Regions from separate parts of the Homo sapiens genome. Here all the other regions are linked to region 1. The links are chromatin contacts, found by Hi-C or POLR2A ChIA-PET in ENCODE. All regions are on one chromosome and are shown on one strand. Each heading gives the region's core, a stretch centred on a gene start or an enhancer-like site at or near the end of the contact. The rest is flanking DNA. Distances are from core to core; before and after follow the strand shown.

Region 1 (4,906 bases), core at 702-3,201:
TGAAGCTGTTGGACACCTGCCTTCTCATGTGGACATCATCTGGCAGGATCCCTGCTGGGCACACCCCACAAACCCCACTCCCTCAAGAAGGGCCAGGGCCAGGGCTGTATGGAATAATAATTTAATGCTCACTGTGGCCCTGACTGAAAGTCAAGCTCAGGCACAATTAGGGCCATGGCTGGGCTCCCACCAATGAGGATACAGGCAGGCAAGGAGGTTGGATGTGGTGGTGTGGGATACAGGAGAAGGGCAAAGGGAGCTCATAAATAGGGCCCAGCCTGGCTCTGGGTTCAAAGGTGGAGGTTCCAGGATGGCACAGGCTGTGAGGGCTAGGCAGCTGAGGAGGTAGTACTCGTATTGGCTCCCTTCTCCCAGTCCTCTACAGACACGATGGTGGTTTTGCAGAAGAAGCAGTCCTTGTTGTTCATCAGGTGCTGGTTGATACAGGCTCTACAACAGGGGAGGGGATGAGGACTGCCCTGCATGTACCTACTGCTCTCCCCACCACCAAGCTGTGGGGCCCACTTACTTGCAGGACTTGTGGCCACAGGGCTGGAACACAGCAGAGATGGGGTGGGCATAGCAGATGGGGCAGAGGTCCTCCTCACTGGTGGGCTGCAGGGAGGAGAGTGAAGGGTGGGCTGGAGTTGGATGCCTGGCTATGTGGATGTCCGTTGTGCCTGTGTAGGAGTGCACACATATTCAAGTGGCATGGACCTGTGCACCGTGTTCCCACTCACCAGGGAGGCAGCTGCTGCCTGGGCAGATGCAGAGGTCAGGTGCGCCAGCATCTGTTCCACTTGGGCCAGCTCATCGGCACTGATATAATCCGCATCTGGGGAGTGGTAGGTAGTGTCAAGTCAGAGGTAGCTGAGGATGTGATGCCTCTTGAATATTCCCAGCCTAGGACTTTGCTGTTCTTAAGGCTCCTGACCCGACCCAGCCCCAGATTTCCCTGACCTGCCCCACCAGCCCACTCACAGCTCTGCAGGGAGAAGCGCTTCCGGTCAGGGGCTGGCAGAGCAGTGCCAGGTGCTGGGGGCTCTGGCTGTCCCAGGAGATAGCATATTGAGCGTAGCTGGAAGCAGGGATCTGCCAGGAGCACTGATGTGGCTTGCTCTCTCCTAGGTAGGGGAGGGTGCAAGGGCAGTCAGAAGGCTTGGGGCCTGGCTAAAAGTCTCTCTTGGGATTGCCAATGAGGAGTGCCATGGCTCGTACATGATCACCCCCCCTGCATCCTTTCCGTCTCCCTGCTTCCCAAACCCCAAGTCCTGTATTCTAGTAAGGTGCCACACAGCCTGTTTTTTTTTTTTTTTTCTTGAGACGAGTCTCGCTCTGTTGCCCAGGCTGGAGTGCGATGGCACGATCTCGGCTCACTGCAACCTCCACCTCCCGGGTTCAAGTGATTCTCCTGCTTTAGCCTCCCGAGTAGCTGGAATTGCAGACGCCCACCACCACGCCCGGCTAATTGTTGTATTTTTAGTAGAGACAGGGTTTCACCAGGTTGGCCAGGCTGGTCTCGAATTCCTGACCTCAGGTGATCCACCTGCCTTGGCTTCCCAAAGTGCTGGGATTACAGGCGTGAGCCACCGCGCCCGGCCTGGGGTACCACTTTAAGAAGGCTCAGGCGAACCACCTTAAGATAGTGAGAGTCTGCCTGCCCCATAATATTATCAGTCCTTCAAAGTCACTTCAAATAAACACTAACAGCAGCTTGGAGACATTCTTCCAGACTCCCCCTTTTACTCCCCGAGGAAAAACGAGCGGCGGAGAGCTGCCAGCCAAAGGCTGACGGGGACTTTGGGGTTGGCCTTGCTCCCCATCTGGCGGTCATGCGGGGCCATTGGGCACAAAGGGATGTAGCCGCCCCGCCTCCTCAAACGGGAACCAATAGGAGCCCGGGCCCCGCCCCTGGGGGGAGTATTTAGGAGCCGATCAGGAACTCGCTTGGAGAGGGCTAGCGAAGCCGAAGGGAGCGCGGCTAAGAGTGCCGCACCGCCTCACAACCTGGGAACCGGAGAGTAGGGGCCGTCGGCTGGCAAGAACCCGCCGTGCCTCCTCGGCAAGGGCCATCCGGTGCCACCCATGTCGCACTAGAGCAGAAGAGGGTGAGTCCTGGAACTGCAACCTGCACAGAGCTGCTCTGTACTGTCCCTGGTGGTCGCCGCCATGACCTGGTTGGTGCTGCTGGGGACACTGCTCTGCATGCTGCGCGTTGGGTTAGGCACCCCGGACTCCGAGGGTTTCCCGCCCCGTGCGCTCCACAACTGCCCCTACAAATGTATCTGCGCTGCCGACCTGCTAAGCTGCACTGGCCTAGGGCTGCAGGACGTGCCAGCCGAGTTACCTGCCGCTACTGCGGACCTCGACCTGAGCCACAACGCGCTCCAGCGCCTGCGCCCCGGCTGGTTGGCGCCCCTCTTCCAGCTGCGCGCCCTGCACCTAGACCACAACGAACTAGATGCGCTGGGTCGCGGCGTCTTCGTCAACGCCAGCGGCCTGAGGCTGCTCGATCTATCATCTAACACGTTGCGGGCGCTTGGCCGCCACGACCTCGACGGGCTGGGGGCGCTGGAGAAGCTGCTTCTGTTCAATAACCGCTTGGTGCACTTGGACGAGCATGCCTTCCACGGCCTGCGCGCGCTCAGCCATCTCTACCTGGGCTGCAACGAACTCGCCTCGTTCTCCTTCGACCACCTGCACGGTCTGAGCGCCACCCACCTGCTTACTCTGGACCTCTCCTCCAACCGGCTGGGACACATCTCCGTACCTGAGCTGGCCGCGCTGCCGGCCTTCCTCAAGAACGGCCTCTACTTGCACAACAACCCTTTGCCTTGCGACTGCCGCCTCTACCACCTGCTACAGCGCTGGCACCAGCGGGGCCTGAGCGCCGTGCGCGACTTTGCGCGCGAGTACGTATGCTTGGCCTTCAAGGTACCCGCGTCCCGCGTGCGCTTCTTCCAGCACAGCCGCGTCTTTGAGAACTGCTCGTCGGCCCCAGCTCTTGGCCTAGAGCGGCCGGAAGAGCACCTGTACGCGCTGGTGGGTCGGTCCCTGAGGCTTTACTGCAACACCAGCGTCCCGGCCATGCGCATTGCCTGGGTTTCGCCGCAGCAGGAGCTTCTCAGGGCGCCAGGATCCCGCGATGGCAGCATCGCGGTGCTGGCCGACGGCAGCTTGGCCATAGGCAACGTACAGGAGCAGCATGCGGGACTCTTCGTGTGCCTGGCCACTGGGCCCCGCCTGCACCACAACCAGACGCACGAGTACAACGTGAGCGTGCACTTTCCGCGCCCAGAGCCCGAGGCTTTCAACACAGGCTTCACCACACTGCTGGGCTGTGCCGTGGGCCTTGTGCTCGTGCTGCTCTACCTGTTCGCCCCACCCTGCCGCTGCTGCCGCCGTGCCTGCCGCTGCCGCCGCTGGCCCCAAACACCCAGCCCGCTCCAAGAGCTGAGCGCACAGTCCTCAGTACTCAGCACCACACCGCCAGACGCACCCAGCCGCAAGGCCAGCGTCCACAAGCACGTAGTCTTTCTGGAGCCAGGCCGGAGGGGCCTCAATGGCCGCGTGCAGCTGGCAGTAGCTGAGGAATTCGATCTCTACAACCCTGGAGGCCTGCAGCTGAAGGCTGGCTCTGAGTCCGCCAGCTCCATAGGCTCCGAGGGTCCCATGACAACCTAGACTGCCCAGGGCTCCCCCACCCAGGCCCCCACCCTCTTGCTGCTCGCCCTGCTCCCTGCTTCGGTCCAGAGAACTGGCAGATACTGGTGGGAAGCACTGTGCCTGGCCCCCCAGCTTCCTGTATGGGCCTCGAAACACAATGGGCCTTCTCGCTCACTGGTAGAGACAGGGGTTGTGGTCCCCAACCTGCCTTCTGCTCTGCCCCTGCACAGGACCCAAAGGCCCCAGGCCCTGCAAGGTGTGCTAGTTCCTGCTTTCCCGCGGACTTCCTAGTGCCCAAATGCCCTGTGAGGCTGAGAGACCCAGGCCCCTGTGGCTTTCAACACAGCACAGCTGTGGAAGTGGCTGTGTTCTTCTACAGCCTGTGGAAGAACCCCTGTAGCAGAGCCTCCCGTCCACCCTCAGGGGCTGAGACAGCTCTCGAGGAGTGGTGCTCAAGAGCTGACGCAGGGCCACCTCCCCTTCCCAAGGGGGTGGGAGGGAGTGGGCCCACAGGGAAAAGAAGGCGGCTCTGAAGGAAGATCTCGCCCACACCCCAGGACAGAAAGAGGAAACAAGCCCGCCCTCTGGTGAAATGGGACTCCCTCCATCCACCAACACCCAACCTCCTGAAAGCTTCACAACTTCACGCAGAGTCCGGTGGGCAGGCACCAGGCAGGAAAGGCTCCTCAAGAGGTTCCTGGTGGTCTGGCCTAAGCCCCAGCCAGAGGCCCTGCTCTCTCTGGCCTGGGGCATCCACCCGTTGTTCTGAAGGCAGAGCCCATTCTGTGGGCTCACAAGACACAGTGAAGGGGATCATGGCCTGCACCCCTGCTTTTCAGCAGTAAAAAGCCCGAAAAGCCTGGCGAGCATGGCCGAGCTGGGAGGGCCGAGCCGGAACTCCACGTCCCTCGAGAGCAGGAGCCTCTTAAGGGCTGGCACTGGTCTCAGCCTAATGGCTGAGGCGGTACCCTGGCTTCATATGCATCTCACTGCTCCCACTGCAGGGGGGCAGGGAAGGGGGGTCTGGGAGCCCTTCATGTGTGGGGGCCGAGCTGGGGGCCCCCATGGCCATCCTGGACCTCGCTGCTCCAGAGTTTAATAAAGGTAGCACATGCTTATTGCTAGAGCCTTTGCAGACAATGGCGGTCCTCCGTGTGTTCAGCTCTCCTGGCGGCCTGGCCCTGTCCACCACAGGACGGCACACCCTCCGGAGTCCTGCCTCCCATGCCTGGCCTGAGGC
Region 2 (4,906 bases), core at 1,204-3,703, 730 kb after region 1:
AACTTAGTCTAAAAAAAAAAAAAAAAAAAAAGAGTTCTAATCCCAGCTGAACTTCTGCCTTACTGTCTGCTATTTTTTTTTTTCTTTGAGATAGGGGTCTCTCTCTGTTGCCCAGGCTGGAATGCAGTGGTGCGATCTTGGCTCACTGCAACCTCTGCCTCCTGGGTTCAAGTAATTCTCATGCCTCAGCCTCTTGAACAGCTGGGATTACAGGTGTACACCACCACACCCGGCTAATTTTTGTATTTTTAGTAGAGATGAGATTTCACCATGTTGGTCAGGCTGGCCTCAAATTCCTGACCTGAAGTGATCTGCCTGCCTCAGCCTCCCAAAGTGCTGGGATTATAGACATGAGCCACCACGCCCGGCCCTGTCTGCTATTTTATGTTGGCAAAAAAGAAAAAAGAAAAAAAATCTGCCTTACTTGTTTGCAATCACATATCACCATCTGACACACCAATGTATATATTTATTTGTTTGTTTATTGTCTGTTTCCTCTTCATTTGAATGTCAGCTTCAGGGTTTTGTTTCATTGTTTATATTTAGTTCAATGCTGTGTTCCTGGCACCTAAAATAGTGCCTGGCACAGACTTCAACGTTACTCAATAGTAATAGTAATAATAACAACAACCAGCTTTGGGTGCCTCTCCCACAACAGGACTGACAGCATAATCTATTTCCCTACAAACAGCATGCATATGACATCATTCTGACAGGTCTAGGCATAATCCCCAACCAGGACCCTCTGCCTTGGAGGTAATGACTTGTGCTCAGATGTTCTACTTTGGCCCCAGCTCCTAACCCATTCCATCCCCCGGCAGGCAGGAATGGCCCTGGGTTTGCAAATATGTTTGTCACGGAGGCCAGGTACCCAGGGCTGGGCTACACAAACACCCTGGACAATGTCCATGGGACTAGGGGTCCCCACCCAGTTGACACTGGTGGTCTTTGAAGGACTCTGGGGTCTTCACAGCTCGCACTGTGGCTTTACTGCATAGGCCTTAGAGGCAGGCTATGTGGGTTCTAATCCTAGCTTCACCACTGAAGTAACCGTGTCAGCCTGGCCAAGCCACAGCAGCTCTCTGTCCCTAACTTTCCCCCTCACTGGCCTGAGTAGGATCTACACCCACTTCACAGAGGGGTTGCAGGAATTAAATGAAATAATCATATGAAGGCAAGCACATAACTAGAGCTCAGAAACGATGAGCTATGTTGTGGCTCCAACTGGAGTCACCCTAGAAAGCTTTGCCCATGATGGCTGAACAAAGACTTCACCTTAAGAAGAATCTCAGAGTGCTGGCAGCAAAAGCTGAGCCTCTGACTGGTACTCCAGTGGAGGAGGCTGGGGGGGTACCAGTTTATCTACATTTGGACGGCCTGCTTCTCATCAGACCACAAGGCCCACTTCGGCAGTGGGATTTTCCCCAGAGGTCCTGAGGTCGGCAGAAAGCTGGTTATCAGTCTCCCACCTTCCTCCCAGTTCTAGAAGGTGACAGAATTAATGGTGGCACGGAAGACAGGTGCAATGAAACGTTTAGACACCAGCCTCAGGCTCACCCTGCCAGCCCTGTGATGGAAGAATGGACTGCAGGGAGTTGGGATAAGAGGGAGTGTTACCCTATTTCGAGGACGGGGAAGGTCCTTCACTTTGGTAATCCTCTGGAAGGGCTGCTCTGAAGCAGCCATTTTCAAAATAGAGGTCACGTGGTCACAACGAGCCTCAAGGTGGCCACCAAACCGCAGCCCCTGGCCCTTCCCAGGAGTATCTGGCGGACTTACCGAAGAGCAGCGGCTTGAGGCTGAGGGTTCGGATGAAGTGATCCCTGTCGGTGACCAGCTGGACCTTACGCTCGTGCCCCACCTAAGGAAAAGGCGCACAGCGGGCAGCTGGGGCGCCAGACCGCGCTGCCCAAGAAGGGCCAAGTCGCCCCGGCCCGGAGAGCGACAGCAGGCGAGTGAGTGGGAGCGCGCGGGACCGACGCAGAGCAGCGCCGGGGGCAGCGTGGGGACCCGGGCTGAGCGCCGGTCCTCTCGGGCTCAGCCGTGCAGGGCCTGGAGCGCGGCGGGGCAGGGAGGTCCTCACCTTGATGCCCTCCAGCCGGGTGAGGGGACCTAAGGTGGGCTCGGGCCCGGGGCCCTGGGCACGGTGTTGGGGCCCGGGATCGCTGCTTTCGTCGCCGTTGCTGTAGTGCACGAAGAGCAGCAGCGCCAGCACGTTACCCAGGTACAGGTGCACGAACACCATCAGCACCAGGAAGTAGGCGCGCGAGCAGATGCCGCGGGGCTTGCACAGCGGACGCACCGGTGCGTCCTCGCCGTCGCCCAGCCCGGCCGCCGCCTGAGCCTGGCAGTGGTCTGGCGGCGCCCACTGCGGCCTCGAGGCCTCCTCGGCCGCCGCGGTCTCAGGCCGCTGGCCTGTCACCGCCGCTGCCGCCATGGCACCCAGGTCGCGCGCGCGCCCAGGGGAGGGGCCGCGGGGGTGCCCGCGCTGCGCAGTCGCCCGGACAACGGCCGCCAGGCCCGCGAGCGCCGCGGTCACTAGGAGACGGTGCCTGGGGGTGCTGAGCCCGCCCGGAGCCGCCTGCGTCCGCGCCGGGCTCGGCCTTCCTGCGCCTTGAGCCCCAGCCCACGCTGGGGCTTCTCTTCCCAAGCTGGGTTGCCGTCGGGCAGAGCTGTACACTCTCCAAGTCAGAAGCCAAGGTCCCAAGCGTAGACGCGGACAAGAGCGGCACCATTAAGGCATACACTAGTGGGAGCTTCTCGGTGCCTGCGTGAAGACGCCCTCTTGCCTCCGGGAAAAGTATCGTCTGCATCTTCTTGCTCCAGGAGCGGGGGTGGGGAGCGCAGCGCGGAGGAGGCAGCGCTGAGATGACTCAACAGTGCGGCATTTGGGGGCGCCGCGGAGGCTGGGACTGCGTAAGCGGCGATAGGGTAGGACCCACAGCCTCCTCGCAGGCATTCTTGGAGCTCGGTTCCGCGGTCGGTCCGGATCTCCCGGGAAGTCTCGCCGGAGTCAGGCAGGCCTTAGGAAGAAGCTGCCTGATGTGCAAGGTTTCATAGGCCGTCAGAGGGGGCATCCTGGAGGAGCCCTGGCATCAGGAAAGTGAGCCCCCCATGGCAGCCCGCAGGAATGAACCAGTGCTCAGGTATATGGAACACTCCTTGCATCAAAGCTGGCACGTGTGAAGAGGCGGGAAGGGACTCTTCCATAACTGAGACACCATTACCTCAGAGAAAAATTAAACAGATTATCACCAAAAACGGGGGTGGGGGGAGGACATACCTACCAGTGGTCAAGTGCCAAGGCATCCCTGCTCTTCTAGAGCTGGTTATCCTCAGGAAGAGATTACTACACGCCCTCAGGGCAGAAGCTGACCCCCCTCCCCGAGGTGGACTTGCAGGCAAGAGCAACACTTTTAAGGCAGGTCACACTGGTGGTTTCTCCCTACCCTGGTTAAGACCCCCACTACCTCTACTCCCATCTCCTCTCCCTTCCCCATAGCAAAGCATAGTCTGCATTTTCTAGTCCCCTCAAGTCAAGGCAGGCCAGGGGCTCCAAGGGCAGGCCCACCTCTTTCTTCTAAGATTTTTTGTGTGTGTGTGACGGAGTCTCACTCTGTCGCCCAGGCTGGAGTGCAGTGGCGCGATCTTGGCTCACTGCAACCTCTGCCTTCCGGGTTCAAGCAATTCTCCTGCCTCAGCCTACCAAGTAGCTGGCATGCGCCACCATGGCGGGCCAATTTTTTTTTTTGTATTTTTATTTATTATTATTTAGTTTTAATTTTTTAATTATAATTTTTTTTTTTTTTTTGATACAGAGTCTCGCTCTGTCGCCAGGCTGGAGTACAGTGGTGTGATCTCAGCTCACCGAAAGCTCCGCCTCCCGGGTTCAAGCAATTCTCCTGTCTCAGCCTCCCAAGTAGCTGGGACTACAGGTGCCCGCCACAATGCCCGGCTAATTTTTATATTTTTAGTAGAGACAGGGTTTCACCATGTTGGCCAGGCTGGTCTCAAACTCGTGACCTCAGGTGTTCCACCCACCTTGGCCTCCCAAAGTGCTGGAATTACAGACATAAGGCACCACACCCAGACCAAATCTCCTAAATTCTTAAATATAATAAACCAACCAACAGAACCATAATTTTACCAAGGATCTCATGGCTTTCTCATACCTTTTCTGGAATGAAGTTGAGACTATTTCCCTCTAGCCTTTTTTTTTTTTCCCCGAGACAGAGTCTTGCTCTGTCACCCAGGCTGGAGTGCAGTGGCTTCATCTCGGCTCACTGCAACCTCTGCCTCCCGGGTTCAAGCAATTCTCCTGCCTCAGCCTCCCAAGTAGCTGGGATTACAGGCACGTGCCACCACGCCCAGCTAATTTTTATATTTTTAATAAAGATGGGGTTTCACCATGTTGGCCAAGCTGGTCTCAAACTCCTGACCTCGTGATCCGCCCGCCTTGGCCTCCCAAAGTGCTGGGATTACAGGCATGAGCCACCGCGACCGGCCCCTCTAGCCTTTTAAAAACTAGAATTTGATCACCATAAAATCTGTACTTTGCTTAACCTATTTTCCTGAACTCCATTCTTACACCTATTACCTGAACTAGGCCTACCACTAAGCACAGGTACTGATAGCTCATTGCCAGACAACAGAAAGCAAGCAGGTTGCAGGGCTGCTCCACCTGCTGTCAGCTGTGGGAATTTCACAACCACATCAGAAACCAGAATTTCTCAGTCTTTTAAAAGCCTGGCCCTTTGATGCCATGACAATACATACTACCAAATCCAGGCCTTCTATTGATCTGTATTCTTTTTTTTTTTTGAGGTGGAGTCTCGCTCTGTCGCCCAGGCTGGAGTGCAGTGGTGCCATCTCGGCTGACTGCAAGCTCTGCCTCCCGGGTTCACGC
Region 3 (4,906 bases), core at 977-3,476, 570 kb before region 1:
GGAAGGTCCCAGGAGAAGACCTTGCCTAGGGGTTGGTCCTAATCTAGGCGTTCTCAGCGGAAGGCCCTGTCCTGGAGCATCTGATGAGGGAGGCATGGCTTTGCCCTGGAAGATGTTGAGGGGTAGGGAGGCCCAGCCTTTGGAGTGCTGGCCTGAGGGGAGATATTCTGAGTGGAAGGCCTGAGAAGCCACTCAGAGACTCGATACAAAGGGGCCCTACTTGGGCTGGGTGAGTGTCTCACACCTATAATCCCAGTACTTTGGGAGCCTGAGATGGAAGGATTCCTTGAGGCCAAGAGTTCGAGACCAGCCTGGGCAACATAGTGAGACCCCAACCTCTACCAAAAAAACATTTGAGACAGAGTCTTGCTCTGTTGCCCAGGCTGGAGTGCAGTGGCACCATCTCAGCTCACTGCGGCCTTCACTTCCTGGTTCTAGTGATCCTCCCACCTAAGCCTCCTCCCGAATAGCTGGACTACAGATGCATACCACCACACCCAGCTAATTTTTATATTTTTGTAGAGATGGGGTTTTGTCATGTTGCCCAGGCTGGTATTGAACTCCTGGGCTCAAGTGATTCTCCCGCTTTTGCCTCCCAAAGTGTGGGATTACAGGTGTGAGCCACTGTGCCCAGCCTAAAAAATTATTAGCCAGGTGTTATGCACCTGTAGTCCCAGCTGCTTGGGAGGCTGAGGTGGGAGGATTACTTGATCCCAGGAGTTCAAGGCTGCAGTGAGCTATGATCATGCCACTGCACTCCAGCCTGGATGACAGAGTAAAACCCCGCCTCTAAAACCAAACCAAACTAGAGAGTCCCTACTGTAGAGTTAGAATCAGATTGTGACAGTGAACCAGAAGAGTTTCTTGAATGTGGATGTGTGCCCACATGGATCTGGCCAGCCCAGCACTGGCTTAGCAGCTCTCTGCCTCCAGGATGACCTTGTGCAGTCCATTGGTGTGAGTGCAGCACTAGGGGCAGCCGGCGTGGTGCTCTGGGGGGACCTGAGCCTCTCCAGCTCTGAGGTGATCATTGCCCCTTTGAGCCTGCCATGTAGCACATGCTGGGGTCCCAGGGTGGGGGACGGCCATGTCAAGATTATAGAGCAGGCATATTGACACATATCTTCCCTTCTCCTCAGGAGGAGTGCTGGCATCTCCATGACTACCTGGTGGACACCTTGGGCCCCTATGTGATCAATGTGACCAGGGCAGCGATGGCCTGCAGTCACCAGCGGTGCCATGGCCACGGGCGCTGTGCCCGGCGAGATCCAGGACAGATGGAAGCCTTTCTACACCTGTGGCCAGACGGCAGCCTTGGAGATTGGAAGTCCTTCAGCTGCCACTGTTACTGGGGCTGGGCTGGCCCCACCTGCCAGGAGCCCAGGCCTGGGCCTAAAGAAGCAGTATAAAGCCAGGGCCCCTGCCACTGCCTCTTCTTTTCCCTGCTGCCACTTTTCCAGTCCTGGAACTACTCTGTCCCACTCTTGCTCTATTCAGTTTACAGTCAACCCTCCCAAGCACACACCCCGCTTCCCTTGGAATCCCTGAGGGGTAGAAGGGGCCAGAAAAAACGCTTATAAAACCAGAGGCCCTCTGAGATCATGTGAGTCCTCCATGGCAAGGAAGCAGTTCCAGGGAGAGTCAGGTTCCAGCTAGTTAGGGCTGCCAGCCTAGGGCTTTGTGCCTACACCTCACTAAGCCCATGGAGAGGTCACAGATGGGCCGTGCACGGGCAGATGGGCCCCAAAAAATCTTGGCGAAGGTCGGTAAAGTGCTAAGCTGTTGTCTGCACTCTTTCATCATAAAGTCACTTTTTTCCACTGCCTGAGGTTTGGCTGTTGCTCCTGTTATCCCAAGCTCTAAGCCCTTCCCATGGTCCCCAGACCCAGGCAGGGGTAGGTCTCGTCTGGAGTGTCCCGCTGCCAAGTGCCCTGAGAAGCCAGTCCTGCCTTGGTGCTCCACTGAGGGACGCTTCGGAGTTAACCACCGTGCACTTGTTCCCGACGCGGGGCTGGGGCGCGCGCAGGGCATTGTGGGTGCATAGTTCAGCCAGCGCGTCGTCGGCTGGTGGGCCCCAGGCGTGGACTACCATTCCCATGGTGCTCTACGCGCAGCTAGCCGCCGTCGCCTGCGCGCTCAGGCCTCTGGGATTAGTAGTTTTAGCCTCGTGGATGTGGGCCTGAATCGGATGGCCTGGAACTCGCCTTCCCGGCGACCTGTTTGGCAGGGCGGGGCGCCTCGCGAAGATGGTGGCGCGCGTGGCGTGTGGCTCCCGTCGTCTGGCCAAGTCTCAGCGCAGCGCACCGGCCGGCGTCTCGTTGGCCTGGAGCCCACACCCACCGGGTCCCTGACCCCGCGCCCCCCGCGCCCGGTTCCCGGCATGCCTCGCGCCCGTAAGGGCAACACGCTCCGGAAGGGTGGTCAGCGCCGTGGAGGAGGTGAGTGGGGTGGGGGGCGCGGGACAGCTGTATGAGCGGCGGGCGGGGGTCCTGCTGGATCCCCTTGGTTGTTCTCGAGGGCCCTGGGTGGGGAACCCCCTCGGCCAGCCCCACGCAGCTTCCCATAACTCTACCGAGGCTGGCACGTGCCCCAGCAGTCATTGGCCACGTGCGTGCCCAACTTGAGCTCGCTGCCCACTGCCTGTTGGGAGTCCGCGCTCCCAGCGGTGACCCGGCCAGCCCCTCCGGGCCTCAGTTGCCTGCTGGGTGGACAAACTCACCGGACAGGGCAGGAAGCCAGTCCTCTTGCCAAACCCTGATCCTTTCCTGGACTGGTCAAGGAAGTTGGCGGGAGTCCTGGCCTGCTCCGGTGAAGAGAGGGAGGGGGCTCTGTTGGGAAGCTACCTGGTTAGGGCCTTGGCAGCTTGGCAGGCCTGACTCCACAAGGTAGCTGAGTATCCTGGAGCCTGAGGCAGTCTTGGGACTCGCTTATCAGCTTAGACCAGGAGCCTATCTTAATGCGTTAAACACATATGTTTACTCTGCTGGGATGGGGTGCCTACCACGCACAAATTTATTTATTTTTATTCTTGAGGGGGAAGGGAGGAGGGCCGGGCACAGGAAGGAGGAAAATACCTAGGCACAACTTTAAACTGGTCACCACCATGGTGGGTTTTGGGTGGGGGACATCTAATAGGGTGTGGAACATGTTCACTGAGTGGTGTCAGCCCCAGACTTAGGACTCAGGGAGGCCTGGGGGGAAGTGCTTCTGGGTGAGTCCTGAGAGGATGGAGAAGAGAGCAAGTTGTACAAAGACCTGGCAGCTGGAGGGACCCCAGCGCAGTGGAGTGAATGAGGGAAGGCTGGGCTGCTCCGGCAGGTAGAATAGTAAGATAAAATGGGAGCAGGCTGGGCGTGGTGGCTCACACCTGTAATCCCAGCACTTTGGGAGGCCAAGGCAGGCAGATCACCTGAGGCCAGGAGTTCGAGACCAGCCTGACCAACATGGAGAAACCCTATCTACTAAAAATACAAAATTAGCTGGGTGTGGTGTCGTATGCCTGTAATCCCAGCTACTCGGGAGGCTGAGGCAGGAGAATCACTGGAACCCGGGAGGCAGAGGTCGCAGTGAGCCGAGATGGCGTCATTGCACTCCAGCCTGGGCAACAAGAGCAAAACTCTGTCTCAAAAAAAAAAAAAAAAAAAAAAGGTGGCGGGGAGCAGAGGCCAGTGCGCAGGCTGGACTTTGTCCTGCAGATGAGGGGTGTGAGTAGTTCTTAGAAGTAGGGCCAGCCTGGTGATCACACCCTGTCCAAAACTCTGCCACAGCAGCCAACCTTGCCAATGTCAGCCCTTGGCCCTGGACAGACCCCACACACAGGAGTGCACCAGCCCTACTGAACTGACCCTTGGCTTTGGTTTTTCATCTCTGAGAGGGACACCATTCTATCTTTTGGGATTATGAGGTCGAGTGAGGTACCCCCAGCCATCCCTCATCAGTAGAGGCAAGTTGAGTGTCCTATTCCACCTTCTCCAGGTGCCCGGAGCAGTGCCCAAGCTGACTCGGGTTCCAGTGACGATGAGGCAGCCAGTGAGGCCCGCAGCACCGCCAGTGAATGCCCCAGCCTTCTCAGCACCACTGCAGAGGACAGCCTTGGTGAGAGCGGGTGGAAGTTTGACAGGGGCTTGGTGAGGGCTCCATGGGCTGAGGACAAGAAGCGGTGCTGACCAGGTGGCCTTGCAGGGGGGGATGTCGTGGATGAGCAGGGCCAGCAGGAAGACCTTGAGGAAAAGCTGAAGGAGTATGTGGACTGTCTCACAGACAAGAGGTACCCCTGGCTGCCAGCCAACTCCTACACCCAGCTCCAAGTGTGATCAAGGGAGGGCTGGCCCATATGACCCCCCTTCTCGACCTCCCCCAGTGCCAAGACCCGGCAGGGTGCTCTTGAGAGCCTGCGCCTGGCCCTAGCGTCCCGCCTACTCCCCGACTTCTTGCTGGAGCGCCGCCTCACGCTAGCCGATGCCCTGGAAAAGTGCCTCAAGAAAGGTTGGACCTGGGGGTGTGTGGGAGACTTAAACTGGGCAGACACTGGCCCTTGCTGCATGGGCTGACTGGAAAGCATCCCACAGGGAAGGGCGAGGAACAAGCCCTGGCTGCTGCTGTGCTAGGCCTGCTCTGCGTGCAGCTGGGCCCTGGACCTAAGGGTGAGGAGCTGTTTCACAGCCTGCAGCCTCTGCTGGTCTCTGTGCTCAGTGACAGCACAGCTAGCCCTGCTGCCCGGCTCCACGTGAGTGTGCCTGTGCCCCATGAAACCCTTCCTGCACCTTATCCCTCAGCAGAGTGGTGGGTTCCCCCTATCTTCAGCCTCCTTTACTCTGAGGGGAGTGAGCTCCAGGGCTGGGAACCCAGGTTCACCCGCTGACCGTGGCATTGCATTGCCCTTCTCCCAACAGTGTGCTTCTGCCCT

What was found. Hi-C counts contacts between places; a loop is a spot of excess contacts on that map. ChIA-PET counts read pairs that join two places held with the same protein, here RNA polymerase II (POLR2A). Pooled maps may share reads with other maps.
Region 2: a loop to region 1 is called in a pooled map, with 4 times the contacts of the local background. The contact joins the promoter of P4HTM here to the promoter of AMIGO3 in region 1. A Hi-C loop is called at or near these places in 8 of 50 pooled maps. POLR2A ChIA-PET finds 5 or more read pairs at or near these places in 2 of 52 experiments (activated T-cell and common myeloid progenitor, CD34-positive).
Region 3: a map of Right ventricle myocardium inferior shows a loop between it and region 1 (7-fold over the local background). The contact joins the promoter of IFRD2 here to the promoter of AMIGO3 in region 1. A Hi-C loop is called at or near these places in 1 of 168 maps with a recorded cell type or tissue (Right ventricle myocardium inferior), 3 of 37 single-sample maps with no recorded cell type and 11 of 50 pooled maps. POLR2A ChIA-PET finds 5 or more read pairs at or near these places in 1 of 52 experiments (naive thymus-derived CD8-positive, alpha-beta T cell).

Annotation. Positions count from the first base shown.
Region 1 is chr3:49,716,729-49,721,634 of GRCh38, reverse strand. It overlaps AMIGO3 (adhesion molecule with Ig like domain 3), which reads left to right and starts at 1,951. Exons shown (of 1, transcript NM_198722.3): 1 at 1,951-4,806. The coding sequence starts at 2,170. The coding sequence ends at 3,684. It overlaps RNF123 (ring finger protein 123), which reads right to left. Exons shown (of 39, transcript NM_022064.5): 36 at 982-1,124; 37 at 741-835; 38 at 530-615; 39 at 106-450. The coding sequence ends at 330. It overlaps GMPPB (GDP-mannose pyrophosphorylase B), which reads left to right. Exons shown (of 9, transcript NM_021971.4): 9 at 1-1,719. RefSeq lists a silencer at 415-592 and enhancers at 1,587-1,816, 2,587-2,696, 2,178-2,985, 4,031-4,531.
Region 2 is chr3:48,987,788-48,992,693 of GRCh38, reverse strand. P4HTM (prolyl 4-hydroxylase, transmembrane) reads right to left here and starts at 2,453. Exons shown (of 9, transcript NM_177939.3): 1 at 2,084-2,453; 2 at 1,780-1,861. The coding sequence starts at 2,437. It overlaps LOC124909376 (a long non-coding RNA gene), which reads left to right and starts at 2,822. Exons shown (of 2, transcript XR_007095903.1): 1 at 2,822-3,146. RefSeq lists enhancers at 1,481-2,042, 2,700-2,859, 2,607-3,169, 3,170-3,733 and a silencer at 2,210-2,589.
Region 3 is chr3:50,289,749-50,294,654 of GRCh38, reverse strand. It overlaps IFRD2 (interferon related developmental regulator 2), which reads left to right and starts at 2,226. Exons shown (of 12, transcript NM_006764.5): 1 at 2,226-2,438; 2 at 3,976-4,095; 3 at 4,183-4,267; 4 at 4,361-4,485; 5 at 4,569-4,726; 6 at 4,893-4,906. The coding sequence starts at 2,381. It overlaps HYAL3 (hyaluronidase 3), which reads left to right. Exons shown (of 4, transcript NM_003549.4): 3 at 934-1,023; 4 at 1,140-1,823. The coding sequence ends at 1,409. RefSeq lists enhancers at 792-1,347, 1,738-1,927 and a silencer at 2,308-2,517.